3 separate regions of the Mus musculus genome follow, and regions 2 and 3 are each linked to region 1. The links are chromatin loops, found by intact Hi-C in ENCODE. Cell type or tissue: heart. All regions are shown on one strand. Region 1 overlaps Pepd (peptidase D). Region 2 has its middle 25 kb from the start of Lsm14a. Region 3 has its middle 37 kb from the start of Chst8.

The links. A loop is a pair of places that touch in the nucleus more often than their neighbours do. Peaks named below come from ENCODE experiments on the same cell type or tissue, not always from the same donor. Only the 100,000 strongest peaks of a DNase experiment are listed, where the experiment ranks them.
Region 2: a loop joins it to region 1, with 2.7 times the contacts of the local background. A loop is called at or near these places in 2 of 42 quality-filtered maps.
Region 3: a loop joins it to region 1, with 2.1 times the contacts of the local background. A loop is called at or near these places in 9 of 42 quality-filtered maps.

What each region holds. Positions count from the first base shown.
Region 1 is chr7:34,992,112-34,997,111 of GRCm38, forward strand. The region is part of intron 9 of Pepd (peptidase D); the gene reads left to right. Among named protein-coding and RNA genes, the nearest start is that of Gm35534, 4.5 kb to the left of the region's middle. In heart, no CTCF peak of the experiment used is centred here; no DNase peak of the experiment used is centred here; H3K27ac peaks cover 884 bases.
Region 2 is chr7:34,412,371-34,417,370 of GRCm38, forward strand. No RefSeq gene overlaps it. Among named protein-coding and RNA genes, the nearest start is that of Lsm14a, 25 kb to the left of the region's middle. In heart, no CTCF peak of the experiment used is centred here; no DNase peak of the experiment used is centred here.
Region 3 is chr7:34,847,425-34,852,424 of GRCm38, forward strand. No RefSeq gene overlaps it. Among named protein-coding and RNA genes, the nearest start is that of Chst8, 37 kb to the left of the region's middle. In heart, CTCF peaks have their summits at 1,585 (motif pointing right) and 2,402 (motif pointing right); no DNase peak of the experiment used is centred here; H3K27ac peaks cover 267 bases.

The DNA.
Region 1 (5,000 bases):
GGTTAGGCAGAGGCCGCAGCCTCCCCAGAAAGATGTTAAATGCCTGCATGTGCTTCCGCAGAGACCATCTCAGAAAGTCTTCAGGCATTAATGTCTCTGGGCTTCCCAGAAGCAACAGAAACCACAGAGTTCATTTTTCCTTCAAGAGTGGGGAGGTGGTGGTCTGTCTGTCTGTCTGTTTGTCTGAGACAGGATCATGCCATGTAGTCACACAGTCCAAGCTAACCTCTGACTCCCAAGCTTCCTGCCTATGAGTCCTGAATCCTGGGTTTACAAATGACTGCCATGCCTGTCCAGACCAGGAGTTCCCAGGATTGTTTCCACCGACCCTAGGTAACCCAAATTGGCCAGAATTATGTCTGTTTCAGAAAGCTTTTGACTTAGAGCCAAGCAAGCTGACAGGTGTCCACTACATACACATCGTCCATCCTTGCCGGGCAGCCTGTCTGGTTCCTACTACCTGGCATGGCATATCCACAGACTGCCTGTACGGGTTTGTTACATCACAAATACTGCGTAATGACAGGTGTCAGGCCCTCTTCTGGGAGTTGGGGAGGCAAAAGCAAGGGAAATCTGTCTGGAGATAAATCAAGTAAAGTCAAATATGGCATGTATTTGGTGACAAATTCAGTGTCAAAAGCTGAAGTCGGGGAAGGTAATGAGGGAAATACTGGAAGTCATTTGCCATTAGTTTTAAGAGGGCGGTTGCCTTAGCATTCTGTCCCTGGAACACTCCTGAGATGACCAGCCTATAAAGAGGGAGGTTATTTTGGTTCACAGATGTACTGTTCTAGTCCACAGTCTAGCGGTTACATTGCTTTGGGCCTGTGACAAGGCAACATCATGGTAGCAGTATGTGACAGAACAAATGTGTTCACCCTGTGGCTAGAAAGCAACAGAGAAGAGGGACAGGTGTCCCCATTAAGGCCATGTGCCCAGTGACTTGAAGACCTCCAGCAAGGCCTATCTTTAAAAGATTCCATCACCAAAGGGACCAAGCCTTTACCTTGTAGACCTTAACGGGTGTCAGTCCAGTGAAACCTGAAGTGTGTAAGAATCCAGGCTATCAGAGCAGAAAGGGGGATTAAGGATAGGAGGTGGGGTTGGGGACACAGGTTGCCAAGCAGAGAAAAGACTTGGTAAACAGGGCTGATGGCTGCAGCAGGCTGCAAGGGGAAAAAGGGGGGAAAGCAGGGAATTTGTGGAGAGGCCTAGAACCAAGATAGTGGAGATGAGGATGGTTCAGGGGCTGAGAGGATGGGCAAACAACCCAACCCCTTTCTCCCAAGGTCTCAAAGACACACCAAAATAGGATTTCACCCTTATCAGACACAAGTGTGGAGCTCACCCAGCAATGACGACCACTTCCTCTTAGCCTTATAGAGACCACCCCCTTCCTCTAGTCATCCCCAATATTATACTCTCTAGTACTTCCCAGAGACCCAAGGCACGTGCAGGTATGCAAAATTGTATACAAGCGGTTGGGAGGGATTGCTAGATAGTCAGTACTCCACGGACCCTCCCCACACCCTGCTTCTCGGAAGGAGTGCTGTAGTTCAGCAGGCTCAGTCTTGGGGGCCTTTCCCAAATAGGCACAGCGGATCTCATGAAGATGTCAGCAGTTTGGCTCCAAGCACCTCGTAACAGCTGTGGGGTGGCGAGGAGAAAGTTGGGGTGGGGAACAACTGCAAGTGTTGACGGACAGGATGCTGAATGGAGAAAGGAGGGACCTCCTGTTGAGGCAGCAGAGGAGAGACCTAGAGAGCATATGGTGGAAAGGTTTATTTCCAGCCTATGGCACCACCCATGACACACCATGTGGGAGTTCACTGAGAAGGACTGCATGACCCAGTGCTAGGCTTCAGGGGAAGACAATGGGGAATTTGTATTTCAGAACATTGGGGGGGGGGGGGCTAGTGAGTGGCTGAGCAGATAAAGGTACCTGCCACCAAGCCTGATCAGTTCAGTCCCCATGTGGTAGCATGGTGGAGAACTGACCCCCACAAGGTGTCCTCTGACCTCCACACATGTGTTATAGTGGGTACACACACACACATACACACACACTCAAAATAAGTAAACTTATAATTCTTTTAAAAAGGCATTTCTTGGAACTAATGTTTGCCCTTCAAACCAGGGGGCTTATGAGAGGCTGACAGCAGCACCTTCAAGGTTGCGACCTGACTTAATCACAAGACCCACGAGGTAAAGGTATTCCGACAAGGACAGAACTGGTTTCCTAGCTCTTGACACTCCCTAAGACTTGTCCGTGTACATTGGTGACATCCTTTAGGCTTGTGTCTGGGCATTGGGTCAGCAGCAGGGATTTGGGAGTGACCTCCAGCTGTCAAGGAGTCACCCACTGCTTCCAGGCCTCCTTCCTCGTCCACCCTTGCTACTTCACCGCACTGTTCTACTGCCATTCCTTTTTCTGCCCTCTCCTTGGCTCTGTTGGGCCTTGGCCATTTCTGGGAACAGGGTGGGATCCAGACCTCATGCGCCACCAGAGGTGTGGAAGGAAGGCCACATGATGGGAAGTGGGGACAGTGAGAAAACAGACCCCAGACAGAGCACATGTGCCGCGTGATGACTCCTCCCACCCGAGAAGCCTCCCACTCACCTGCAGTGGGCAGCTCGGCTGGTTACGCCAGCGGGCTCCTCACTCAGCAGTTAAGAAAGATATTTGTCATTTTGCTATAAAACATCAAACCCGCCGTGACCTAAACGATTATGACAGCAGAGGGTTCAAGCACAGTCTAAAATTTCAGCTTTATTTATGATGCTTGGAGGTCTGGTGCCTACAGTGTCTCCTTAATCCAGTCTACATCCGGAGTGTTGTCTCCTGGGCTTGCCCATGTGTCTCCCAGGGCTGTTAATAACTGCTCCTCCAGGCGCCCTGTTTGCCGACGGAAAATCCATCTGAGGTTTTACATGTCACGTGGCTGTTAAAAATTGACATCTCCTTATTGATGTCACCAGTTCCTGCCAAATACTCAGGGACAAATAAAAGTGGCCGGACTCAGAGACAAGCAGAAAACCATTTGTTCATGAAATTGCCAGCCAATTGATGTTGGCAGTTAAACAAGCCATCATTTAAAAGAATCTTGAAAGGAAAAAGTTGACAGTTGTGAGACAAGATTGTTCACGGTTCTGAGCCAGGCCCAGGTGATGATGCTCTTCTGTGTCAGCCTGGAGGCCTGTTTTCCAGGCTGGGGGGGGGGGGGTTGAGATAGGGTCTCACTGTATTGCCCAGCTGGCCGGGAGCTTGCCATTCTATACCAGACTGGTCTCAAACTTAGATATCTGCCTACCTCTGCCTACTAAGTGCTAGGATTAAAGGTGTGTGCCACCAGGCCTGGCCCAGGCTGCATTTTTTGAGGACCTTTGGTATGATCACTGCTTCTCTGATACACCTCTGGATTCCCATTTGCTAATCCTTCTGAAAGTGCCACCAAGGCCAGGGACTTCCCTCAAGACCCACCCCATGGCTCCTGTCTTCTTATGTTCAATATTCATGTGGAAGGATTCTCTTCCACAGCCTCAGGGCATGGATTTTCCATGTTGTCATTGTACGTGTGGCTGGCACATTGTAGGTATACAGTAGGCTTGACTACACACTTGACAAATGAGCCACAGAGTCTCAAGGGCCAGCAGAGTATGGCATGATAGCTGTCAGCCACAGCTTCCCCCTTGGGATCTGCTGAAATGTCCCTACCCCTGCCCAACTCTAGGAATGCTGGCCAGGTTCCGGCTGTCCTCCATAGTGATTGCTGTGGGCAAGCAAGTGTAGGAAGATGGCATGACACTTACACCAGTTTTACCACATAGGTGTAGCTGGCAGTATAAGAGCCCTCCTGGTATTACCCCAGCCATACTCCCTGATGAGCTCTGGTTGGCTGGAAAACAAAGGATATATTGGGTGAGAGTTGCCCGAATTGCCCATGGAGTCTGGGCCTGTGGCCCAGGACCACACACAGTGGGGCAGGTGTCTCTTCAGCCTAGCATGTCTGTAACAGTCTTGGCCAGGCAGGAGCATCCTGGCCTGGGTCGCTGGGAGAAGCTGATGTGAGGTGCTCAGGGCCTAAGCTCTGTCTTTATTCTTTTTCTCCTTCTCTTCTCTTCTTTCCTCTCCATCCCTTCCTCTCTGTCCCCTTTCCCTCCACCCTCCTCCCTCCCCCCTTCCCCCATCACCCTTCACACTTCTCATCTCAGAAGTGGTACAAGGTAGGGTTTGTGCGGAAGCTTGGGCCCAGGGTTGCAGTGTAAGCGCATGTGTGACCTTTATCAGAGTGTGGCTTATTCTCTAGAGAGTGAGCTCTGACTCCTGTGGAGGCAGGATTGGTTCGTATAGGAGGGGCTGTTATGAAATGTGCCTGGTATCTCCCCTCGCCCTCTCAGGCTCACTCTTACTGGCCACTCTTATACATGTTCCTGCCATGTGATGTCATCTGCTATTTTGAAATGCACAGTGAGGCCCTCACCAAAAGCAGCCAGGGTCGTCTTTGGCTTCCAAACAATACAGTAAATAAATAAGTCCCTTTGCTTTATAAATTTCCCAGTCTTGGTTGTTTGTTATAGCAACAGAAAACAGACTGAAGTGAGACAGAGAGGTCTGAGGGAGTCCAGGGCTGACTTTTTAGCTGAGCCTTTCCCAGCCTGCACCTCCCTCTCTTCCTTTTAGCCGCTCCTCTTCTGCCCACTCTACCTACTACAGAAGAGCTGCTGAGGGCCTAGAGGGAGCATGCACTTGCCAACCAGCCTGAGGCCATCATGAGCATCCCATGGACTTAGTGCTAGCCCATGACCCAGCTCTGGGACACTGCAGGAACGGGGCTGGCTGTGTGGTGGTGTGAGAGCCTGGGGCACAGTGTGCTTGCAGCCTTCAGCAGTTCCCACCCAGGATCCTGTGAGACTTCAGGGCTATGCAAGTGAACAGCCTGTAGGCACACAGCCTGTAATGACGACCCAAGAGCACTGGTGTTCTTACAAGGCAGCTTGTC
Region 2 (5,000 bases), 580 kb before region 1:
TCCTAGCACTTAGGAAGAGGGGTGGATCTCTGTTGGTCAACATCAGCCTAGTTTATATAGCTAGGTTTAGGTCAGCTGGGCTACACAGTGAGACCTTGTATGAGAAAAAGATAAAATAAAAAGAATGGAAAGGAATTCTTGCCATTACACATCACTACCACCTCAGTGGTCTTCTTTCTGTGGTCCTCACCCTCATGAATGAAGCCATAAAAGACGATGTGTGTGGGCCTGTCTGAGGTCGAGCAGAGTAGCAATGTACCTACAAACCTGGTACCCGGGAGGCATAAGTGTAGGATTGTCAAGTCAAGGCCAGCCTGAGGTACCAGGTGAGGCCCAGCTTCAAAAAAAAATAACCCACGGATCAAGATTGTGTGATGATTTGTCTATACTTGGCCTAGGGCGTGGCGCCATTAGGAGGTGTGGTCTTGTTGGAGTAGGTGTGTCACTGTGGGTATGGGCTTTAATGCCCTCGTTCTAGCTGCCTGGAAACTAGTCTACTCCTAGCAGCCTTCAGATGAAGGTGTTGAACTCTCAGCTCCTCCTGCACCGTGCCTGCCTGGACACTGCCTTTCTTTCACCTTGATGACAATGAACTGAAACTCTGAACCTGTAAGTCAGCCCCAGTTAAATGTTGTCTGTGAGTTGCCTTGGTCATGGCATCTGTTCACAGCAGTAAAACCCTAACTAAGATAGACGTTGGTACCAGTGACTGGGGTATTACTGTGATGGGCCTGACCACACTTTGCTTGGGAAGAATGTGGATTTGAGGACTTTGGATTTGGAAAGCACTGGGATGCTTTAAGTGGGACTTAATGGGCTATTGTAGTAGGAATATGGAAGATTTTGTTGCTGAGGGTGATTTGAACTGTGTAAGCCTGGCTCTAGAGGTTTCAGAGGAGAAGAATTTTAATTTGTGGTCGAGAGTGGTGACCTTGCGGCAAGATCCCACACAGCTAAGTTTAGGTCCGGGCATGGTAGTGCAAGTTTTTAATCCCAGGAGGCAAAGCTAAGCAGATACCTGAGTTCAAAGCCAGTCTAGAACAGAACAAGTTCTAGGTGAAGAAAAACTTAAATCCAAGCTGGGTGGATCACACCTTTAATTCCAGTGCTTAGGAGACAGGCATGCAGATCTCTGAGTTCAAAATCAGTCTACAGAGAAAGTTTCAGGACAGCCAAGCTTAGGCAGTGACAGAGTTGGAAAACAGAAAGCTGGTGATGCCGGGTGGTGGTGGCTCACTCCTTTAATCCCAGCAGTTGGGAGGCAGAGGCAGGTGGATTTCTGAGTTTGAGGCCAGCCTGGTCTACAAAGTGGTTCTAGGACAGCCAGGGCTATACAGAGAAACCCTGTCTCCAAAACCAAACAAACAAGAAAGAAAGAAAGAAAGAAAGAAAGAAAGAAAGAAAGAAAGGAAGGAAGAAAGAAAGAGAGAAAGAAAGAAAGAAAGAGAGAAAGAGAGAGAGAAAGAAAGCTGTTGATACTATAATAGAACAAGGGGGCTATGTTCCAGCTGCTTCAAGCAGCAGAACTCGGCAGCTTCACCATGTGGCTCTGGCTTTAGAGTCAAGAACAGAAGGGTCTACTGGGACAATTGATTCTGGCTAGCTGGAGCTAATAAATTAGTGGTGATTAAGAAGAGATTAGCATCACTGAGATGAAATATGGGAAGTGTTTTCTGAGAGCACAAAGAAGCTGTGTTCCAGAGGTAGCCAAGGTTGTACCACATGCTGCAGCTGGACTTGGTAGTGTGTGATAATCACCTAGGACATGCTGGTTTTGAAGGTATGAAGGGGTTATGGAGAGCATCCGAGGCTTGGCACTGTGAGAGGCCATGTAAGGACAATGGTGACAGTGCACCCTCAGTTGCAGTTGACAGCCTAGTCCTGAAGGGCTCATGCAAAGAAGCTGAGGCTGGGCACCATGAAGAGAGCCTATGAGAGGCTATTGGTAAAGCTTAGTTAAAGCCAAAGACCCCAGTGTATTGGAGATGCCATTACTGTGGGATGCATCACCAAGAACAGAAGCAGCAGCAGAGTGGAGTCAGTCAGAGCCTAGAGTGCTACAGAGGGCAGAGCTGGAGATGTGATGCCAGCCCTTTGGAGGCGCCCAGAAGATCATGTGTGGATCCCAGACATTAGAATAAGAAGAATAAGAAGCTGTAACATTGAAGTTGCCTTGGAGACCCCAAGATGCCAGAGCCATAGGATATCTGCTAACGAAAGCTGCAGAGGGAGTGGAACCAGCCCAGGAGAAAGAACGTTGTTGCAGTTAACGAAGATGAAAAAGGAGTGGAAATCTGAAGACAGCTTTAACATCAAACAAGGAGATGCAGAGTTTGGAGTTTGCCCAGCTGTTTTCCTGTCCTGCTTTGGGGATTATAGTTAAGTGATTGGATGAATCTTAGAAGATACTTTGAATTTTAGACTTTTAACATTGTTGAGACTGCTATAGACTATGGAGACTTTGGAAGTTGAACTAAATGTACTTTTTACTATGCTATGGCTAGATATGCCCTCCCCCCCCAAGAAGCATATGTTTGAACAAGCCTATGGGGTCAGGGAGTGGAATGTGATAGTTTGTATATGCTTGGCCTAGGGTGTGGCACCATTAGGAGCTGTGGCCTTCTTGGAGTAGTTACTTCAACACAAAGGAAAGTGTCACTGTGGGTGTGGGATTTAAAGTCCTCGTTCTAGCTGCCTGGAAACTAGTCTTCTAGCAGCCTTCAGATGAAGATGTAGAACTCTCAGCTCTGCCTGCACCATGCCTGCCTGGATGCTGCCATGCTAGCACCTTGATGATAATAGACTGAATCTCTGAACCTGAAGCCAGCCCCAGTTAAATGTTGCCTTGGTCATCTGTCTGTTCATAACCCTAAAACCCTAGCTAAGACAATATGCATACTTGATCTTTAGAATGATATTTTAGTATGATTGTTATTATAATACACATGCACATGTGCATGCATGCACACTCACATCCTCACACCTTGCCCCCCACGACCCTGTGAGCCATCTCCCTAGCCTCATGTAATCTTTGCCTCAGCTGTAAAGAGATGAACACAGCCATCGGAGCCAAAGAAAAGAGAAGCAAAGGGACCAGAAAGCTCGAAGACCAAGGGTCCCACAAGATACATGTCCCTGGAAAGTCCAAGGCAAGGCTGAGAGACAGATGGCTTCAGGAGCCTTGAAGGATGCTCACTGATCTCATAGGGTTTAACCAACAAACAGATCCAACCGGTGCAAAAAGATGTGGTCTGAGGGAAGCAGGGTCCCTCATGCTTGTCCAGTGGACACTGGCTGAGTACAGGCTTGTCTTAGACTTACAAGGAGCTCTGGCTTAAATGAGTTAGTGCTATACTCAGGATTCTGAATGTTCCCCCAAAGGCTTCTGGGAGAACGGTTCCCTTTTCAGTTTGATGCTATTGGGAGGGGCTGCGACCTTCAGGAGGTGTGGCTTATGAGGAAGATGTTAAGTCATGGGGAGTATGTCCTAGAAGGAGACACTGGGCTCGTTTTGGTCTTTCTTTTGCCTATCTAGTTGTCATGAGAGGAACAATCTCCTCCTGATTGTATTCTTGCTGGAATGGCTCACCGCGTGCCTGAAGTATCAAACCCTCTTATTTGCCTATAAAATAAATCTGAGACTACCCTCCTGTTATTTGCTAAACCATCTTCTTTAGCAAAATAGTTTACTCCAGGCTTTTTCCCCCCTCTCTGGTTAAAAATTTCTGGTTCATTGGAGACTCGGTTGTGTCATGTGATGTTTTTCTGGAGTAAACTCTAGAGAGGCACATGCTGTTTGGAAAGAGTATAAGTATAACCCAACCGACAGTGTGCAATGGAAAGAGTATAAGTATAACCCAACCGACAGTGTGCAATGGAAAGAGTATAAATATAATCCAACTGACAGTGTGCAATGGAAAGAGTATAAGTATAACCCAACAGACAGTGTGCAATGGAAAGAGTATAAGTATAACCCAACTGACAGTGTGCAATGGAAAGAGTATAAGTATAACCCAACAGACAGTGTGCAATGGAAAGAGTATAAGTATAACCCAACAGACAGTGTGCAATGGAAAGAGTATAAGTATAACCCAACAGACAGTGTGCAATGGAAAGAGTATAAGTATAACCCAACAGACAGTGTGCAATGGAAAGAGTATAAGTATAACCCAACAGACAGTGTGCAATGGAAAGAGTATAAGTATAACCCAACAGACAGTGTGCAATGGAAAGAGTATAAGTATAACCCAACAGACAGTGTGCAATGGAAAGAGTATAAGTATAACCCAACAGACAGGGTGCACTGCTTTGGGATGGGTTTGCCTTGCAACTCTTTGCTTGTTGTGACTTTGTAGAGAAAAATGCATCAGAAACCTTTTGGTGGCAAGCTGGTTGCTTCTTGCCACTTCTGTGGACTAGTGTAGATCGGGAGTCCTGCAGTTCCTTCTAGATCGAGCCGCTTGCCGAATAGACTGGACTGCCACTGCTGATTCTTGTTTGGTGTTTCGGTGGTGGGCTGGACTGCTAACAGCAAAGATTGAAATCGCCCCAAAGAACTATTTCTAAACAGGTCAACAACCCCTGTTTCCTATCAACCTTTCTTTTCCCCTACCTCTGGTGGGTAGTGGACCAGAGGGAGGTTGAAGCATTAAAGAATCATAATTAAGGTAGGTTTTGAAAAATCTAAGCAATACTGTGCTTTCCTAATTTTTCAAGTGCTAATTCAAATCCACGTTTTATCTTTGCAAAGTCTTTTCAACTCAGCTTCAGACCTTTCTTTTCAATCAAGCAATTTGTTCATATTTCATAGCGCCTTTTGCTTTACCAGAGGACTAGAGTTTGGTTTCCAGAACACACATAGGGCAGATGACAGAGGCCTATAACTACGGCTCCGGGGCATCTGGCATTATCTTCTGGTTTCTGTGGACACACACACACACACACTTACATTCATGACATACACACTAAAAATTAAAAATATTAGTTAAAAACTATGTGTA
Region 3 (5,000 bases), 140 kb before region 1:
ACCTCTATATGCCAAATACAGCCACAGCTCAGGGTCTAATAGGAAGCAAACCCTCGAGAAGTAGGCAGAACAATGAAAGCAACCCTGTGCAGTGGCCATTCCCCCCCCCGCCCCCTCTCCCCCCCAGTGCTGGACCAGAGCTGGGATCTCAGGAGGACTTGGCTTTGGATCTGGTTGCCAGGATACAGCACGGCCATGCCTGAACATCCCTGGAAAGCCGGCTTCCGTGTAACACCCCCAACCAGAATAGGAATGGAAGGGCTGAGCCTCATTATGGGCTGAGCTGATGGTTCTTAACAAATTGTCTTCAGCAAGCTTGACATACAGGGATGTGAGGGCAGCTGAGCCATGTGAGATCAGCTAGCTTTAGGAACTTGAGACTCTGGGAGAGGGGCTCGCATCTATCAAGATCAGAGCGGCTGCCATCCTGCAGGATAGGTCTGGTTTGTTTTGTTTTGTTTTGTTTTGTTTTGTTTTCTTCTAGAACTAAACCCAAGAACATCAAACCTTGGTTCCTGACCTGACACTCCTCTCCCCAGCACCCTCTTGGCCCCTGTGGAACCAGGGAATAGGAGCTGAATTATGGATTACATCCCAAACCAGGAAGGACAACCAACAACGCAGGACAAAGCTGTTTACACTGGTATCGATCGGACCCGGCAGTGACTTAGAGGCCAGAGAGAACCAGAAAGGCTGGCAGGAGGTGAGAGTTGCCTGACTGGTGGAATGTGTACTAATTCAATAACACGGAAATTTTCCTTAGGACAGCGTGACTCCCATGTGCTCCACCCTGCTCAGAAAACCACAGATAGCACACTTAAAGTCCAAGAATAAAGGGGTTCTACTAAGGCCTCAAAGATCTTGAAAATAGCTTACAGTTTAGGAGTGGACCAGTTAGCCAGCCTGGGTACATCCAGGGTTCTGTCCTGCTTGACGGTGGGAAGAGAAGGGAACATAACACCAGAATATGATGTCAGCCATATGCCCCTGCTTCCCAATGCTGGGTGCAAACCTATTATGAATGAGGGCATCCAAGGTACAGATGCAATTGGCTTTTGGTATATCCACCCTCAGCTCCTTCCCCTTCCATGACCTGGAGGAAGGTTCCTAGAAGGGAGTCCTGGTCAAGTGGGCTGTTGAGAGTGGGAGGGGTAGGGAATCTTCCTAATATTTCCAGCAACCTTAACGGATTCGTTCAGAAACCTGAATGGGTCAGGAAGGTTGTGTCTGCCTAGGTGACAGGTAGGCAGGCTCTGGAGGAAGCAGCAAGCAGTCCTGAGATGAGACCTCCAGAGGCTGGCCAGTATGATAAAGTATGTGGGAGTGGGCTGGACACTGGAGGGCAGGACAGGCTCTCCAGGCCTAGAGAAGTCTTTGCCATTCAGGACTTCTGATGCTTCTGTCCTTCTAACTTGTCCTCCAAAGTCCTGAGGTGTTGTGGCATGAGCATGTAGTGTCCCCCGCATGTATATGGATGTCTGTTCCTCAGTTGTAGAATCTTTCAAAAATTATTTTGATTATTTGTATGTGCCTGTATGAGCCTGTGTTCTGTGTGTGCAGGAGCCTGAGGGGGCCAGAAGAGGGCACCAGAGATCCTGGGACAGGAGCTACAGGCAGTTGTGAGTCACACCACGTGGGAGCTAGGAACTGAGACGGGGAACCCCTACAAAGTCAGTAGGCACTGTAACCACTGAGCCACCTCTCCAGTCTCCATCGCATAATCTTTTGAATGTGGAGTCTAGCTGGAAGGCATAGAACCATGGAGTAGGAGGCTTATGGGTTATAGTCCTGGCCTGAGATTCCTACTTCTTTGTTGGCCATAGAGATATGAATAAGCTGTCACAACCAGGCACTCCTGTGGCCAGCCATAGCCAGAAGCCTCTCCTGCTTCTATGAATATGACCATGAAACTACAAGCTAAAACAAATCCTTCTCCCCCTACATTGCTTCTGTTGGCATTTTTCATTGATGAGAAAATTAAGTAATACAAGAGACCTGGACTGAGATGCTGCCGTCAGTGGTGATAGGAAGTATTTCCTAGGCAGTGCTCTACCCAGAACGTTCTTTTCATCGCCAGCATGGATTTGCTTTGTCACTTAGGCTGCATCTTCGCGCACATCTCTTTGCAGTGTCTGAGAGTTGCACAGACAGTAGTTATTTGAACACACAGCCCAAAGGTGAGGAGCTGCAAGCATCTTAATTCCTTTTGGAAAGCCACCTCATAAGATCCAAGTCCAGGAGCCTCCAGAGCTAATGTTCTATCCTGTGTTAACCAGCTGGATATCAGGGCAATACCTCCCCAGACCATCTGTGTAGACAAGGCGACTCACAAAGGAACTTGGAGTTCAAATCCAAAATAACCCCCGCCCCAGCTCCAGGCTCGTGTTTTGCTGTTTGCTGACCAGCAGGTGGCGCTACTCTGGAGGCTATGGTACCTGCAGAAGATGGGACCTCAGTCACTAGCCGGTCAGGCCTCTGGTTCCCCGTCATTCATGATGTGAGGAACGTATGCCCCATGCTCACACCACCATAGATTCTGCCGTGCCTCCCCCACCACGATGGACTGAAACAGTGAGCCAAAACAAAATCTGTACTCTCTTACTTCCATTAGGCATCGTGGCCATAGCAACATTGAATAGCTAGTATAAGAACTGACCTAAATGGTGCCCAACACATAAAATCATTTGGGAAGAGGCTCCTGCCTGGAGTTTTCCCAGAGTCCTTTGGGGTTGCCAGACCTGGGGGACGGGTTGGGGGGGTGGGCGGGGCGGCGGGATCGTGCGAGGGGCGGGGCTAATCAAGGTGTCACTCCCATCCTACTGAGATGGATGGCGCTGAGCAGACAGAGTGAAAACGCCACCAGTTGTGGGAAGAACTCTATGGTCACCAAAGTGCAGACTGCTGGGTGGCTGTTGCCATGAACCTCCGTGGCTCTTATGGTCATCAGTGTGTAAAGAAAATGATGTGCTGTGGAAGAATTGTGACGTAACCATCGTTCTTTCTGAGAGGTGGAGCTGGGTGAAGAAAAGACCATTTTAGGTCTTTCCTGCATCGTTCTCGGAGAGCAAACTGGGTTATTTAAATTTTTTCCATACAATATATCTGATCATATCATCCCCTCCCCATCTCCTCCCAGAGCCTCCCCCACTTTCCTATTTACCTTGCTTCATGTTCTTTTCCCTTTTCTCTCTCTCAAAAAAAAAAAAGAAATAAACATAAACAAAAACCCGGTAAGACCAAAGATAGCAAAACAAAATTAAAAGTGCACACACAAAAGACATGGAGAGCATTTTGTGTTTTCCAGCTACTCCTGGGCACAGGCCTGCCCTGAAGTGTGGTTGATTTACATGGTGACAGTCCACTGGGAAAAAATAAAACAAAACAAAAACCAAACCAAACCAAACAAAACAACAACAACAAAACCCACCTGATTTCCCCCTTCTTGGCAGGTATCAATTGCAAATAGCTTCTTGGTCAGGAGTGGGACTTTTTATCTACCTCTCCCTCAGTGCTGGGTTTCCTTCCTGCTTTCTTCTTCCCTGGCCCTTATGTATATGTATGTATGCCATCCATGTCTGAGCTGGGAACTCCTGGAGACATCTTCCAGCACACAGCACAAAGAGTCAGTGGGTCCTGGCATCAGGCAGGAACTGGGGCTAGATGTGGGGGAGAGAGGTACCCTGGTCAGATGTAAGGGGGAGTGCCCTGGTCAGATGTGAGGGAGGGGGTGTCCTGGTCAGATGTGAGGGAGGGGGTGTCCTGGTCAGATGTGAGGGAGAGAGGTGCCCTGGTCAGATGTGAGGGAGAGGGGGTGACCTGGTCAGATGTGAGGGAGGGGAGTGCCCTGGTCAGATGAGAGGGAGAGGGGGTGCCCTGGTCAGATGTGGGGGATAGCAGTGCCCTAGTTAGATGTGGGGGAGAGAGGTGCCCTGGCCAGATCTAAGGGGGGTGCCCTGGTCAGATGTGAGGGAGGGGGTGCCCTGGTCAGATGTGGGGGAGAGGGATGTCATGGTCAGATGTGAGGGAGGGGGTGCCCTGGTCAGATGTGGGGGAGAGGGATGCCCTGGTCAGATGTGAGGGAAGGGGTGTCCTGGTCAGATGTGAGGGAAAGGGGTGCCCTGGTCAGATGTGAGGGAGAGGGGGGTGACCTGGTCAGATGTGAGGGAGGGGAGTGCCCTGGTCAGATGTGGGGGATAGCAGTGCCCTAGTTAGATGTGGGGGAGAAGGGTGCCCTGGCCAGATGTAGTGGGGGAGAGGGATGCCCAGCAAACGGCTTCTTGCAGAGGCCAGAAATTCTTCCCTAGTTGAGTTGGAGAGGCTGGGCAAAGTATGACAAGTAAATCACAGAGGTGTGAGGCAGCAAAGAGGGGAGGAATTAGGCAGAGTCAGTGGCCGGGCCAGAAGGGCCAGGAGAGAGCAATTCATCTCCATCTGTCGTGCTCAGATCTGCAGGACTCATGCTTGAGTTATTAGAATTTTGGGTGCATGTGAAATAGTATGTAGATTGAGGGCCACCCAGGTTATAGCTGTGAGGGGTTGATGTTGCCTGACTTTTTAATGTTATCAAAGCCATGCGCACACATAGCCTGGAAAGCAAAGGACGTACCATGGGGACAATAGTCCTCTTCTGTACGCCCCGGTAATCCTTACAGACAACTCTCTTTTGGACTTCTTTTGGTAGGCTGGATTGAGTTTCCCAGATTTCTTCTTATCTTTCTGGCCTTCCGGGGGTCTGAGTCTGAAACTGGCTGTGTGGCTTTCTTCTCAGCCTGCTTACAACAGAAGGACCAGCTAAGTTCTAGCCTGAAGCTTGTGGTGTTTGTATATGTGTGATCTCCTTGTGGTTGTGTATACACTGTACATCAGTATGGTTTATGATGTGTGTGTGTGGAGATGATGTGGGCATATGTATTGTGTACAGTGTATGTTCTGTGTGTACAGTGTATGCATAGCAGAGTGAATGTCTTGTCTTTAGTTTTGTCTATGTCCTTGAATGTGGT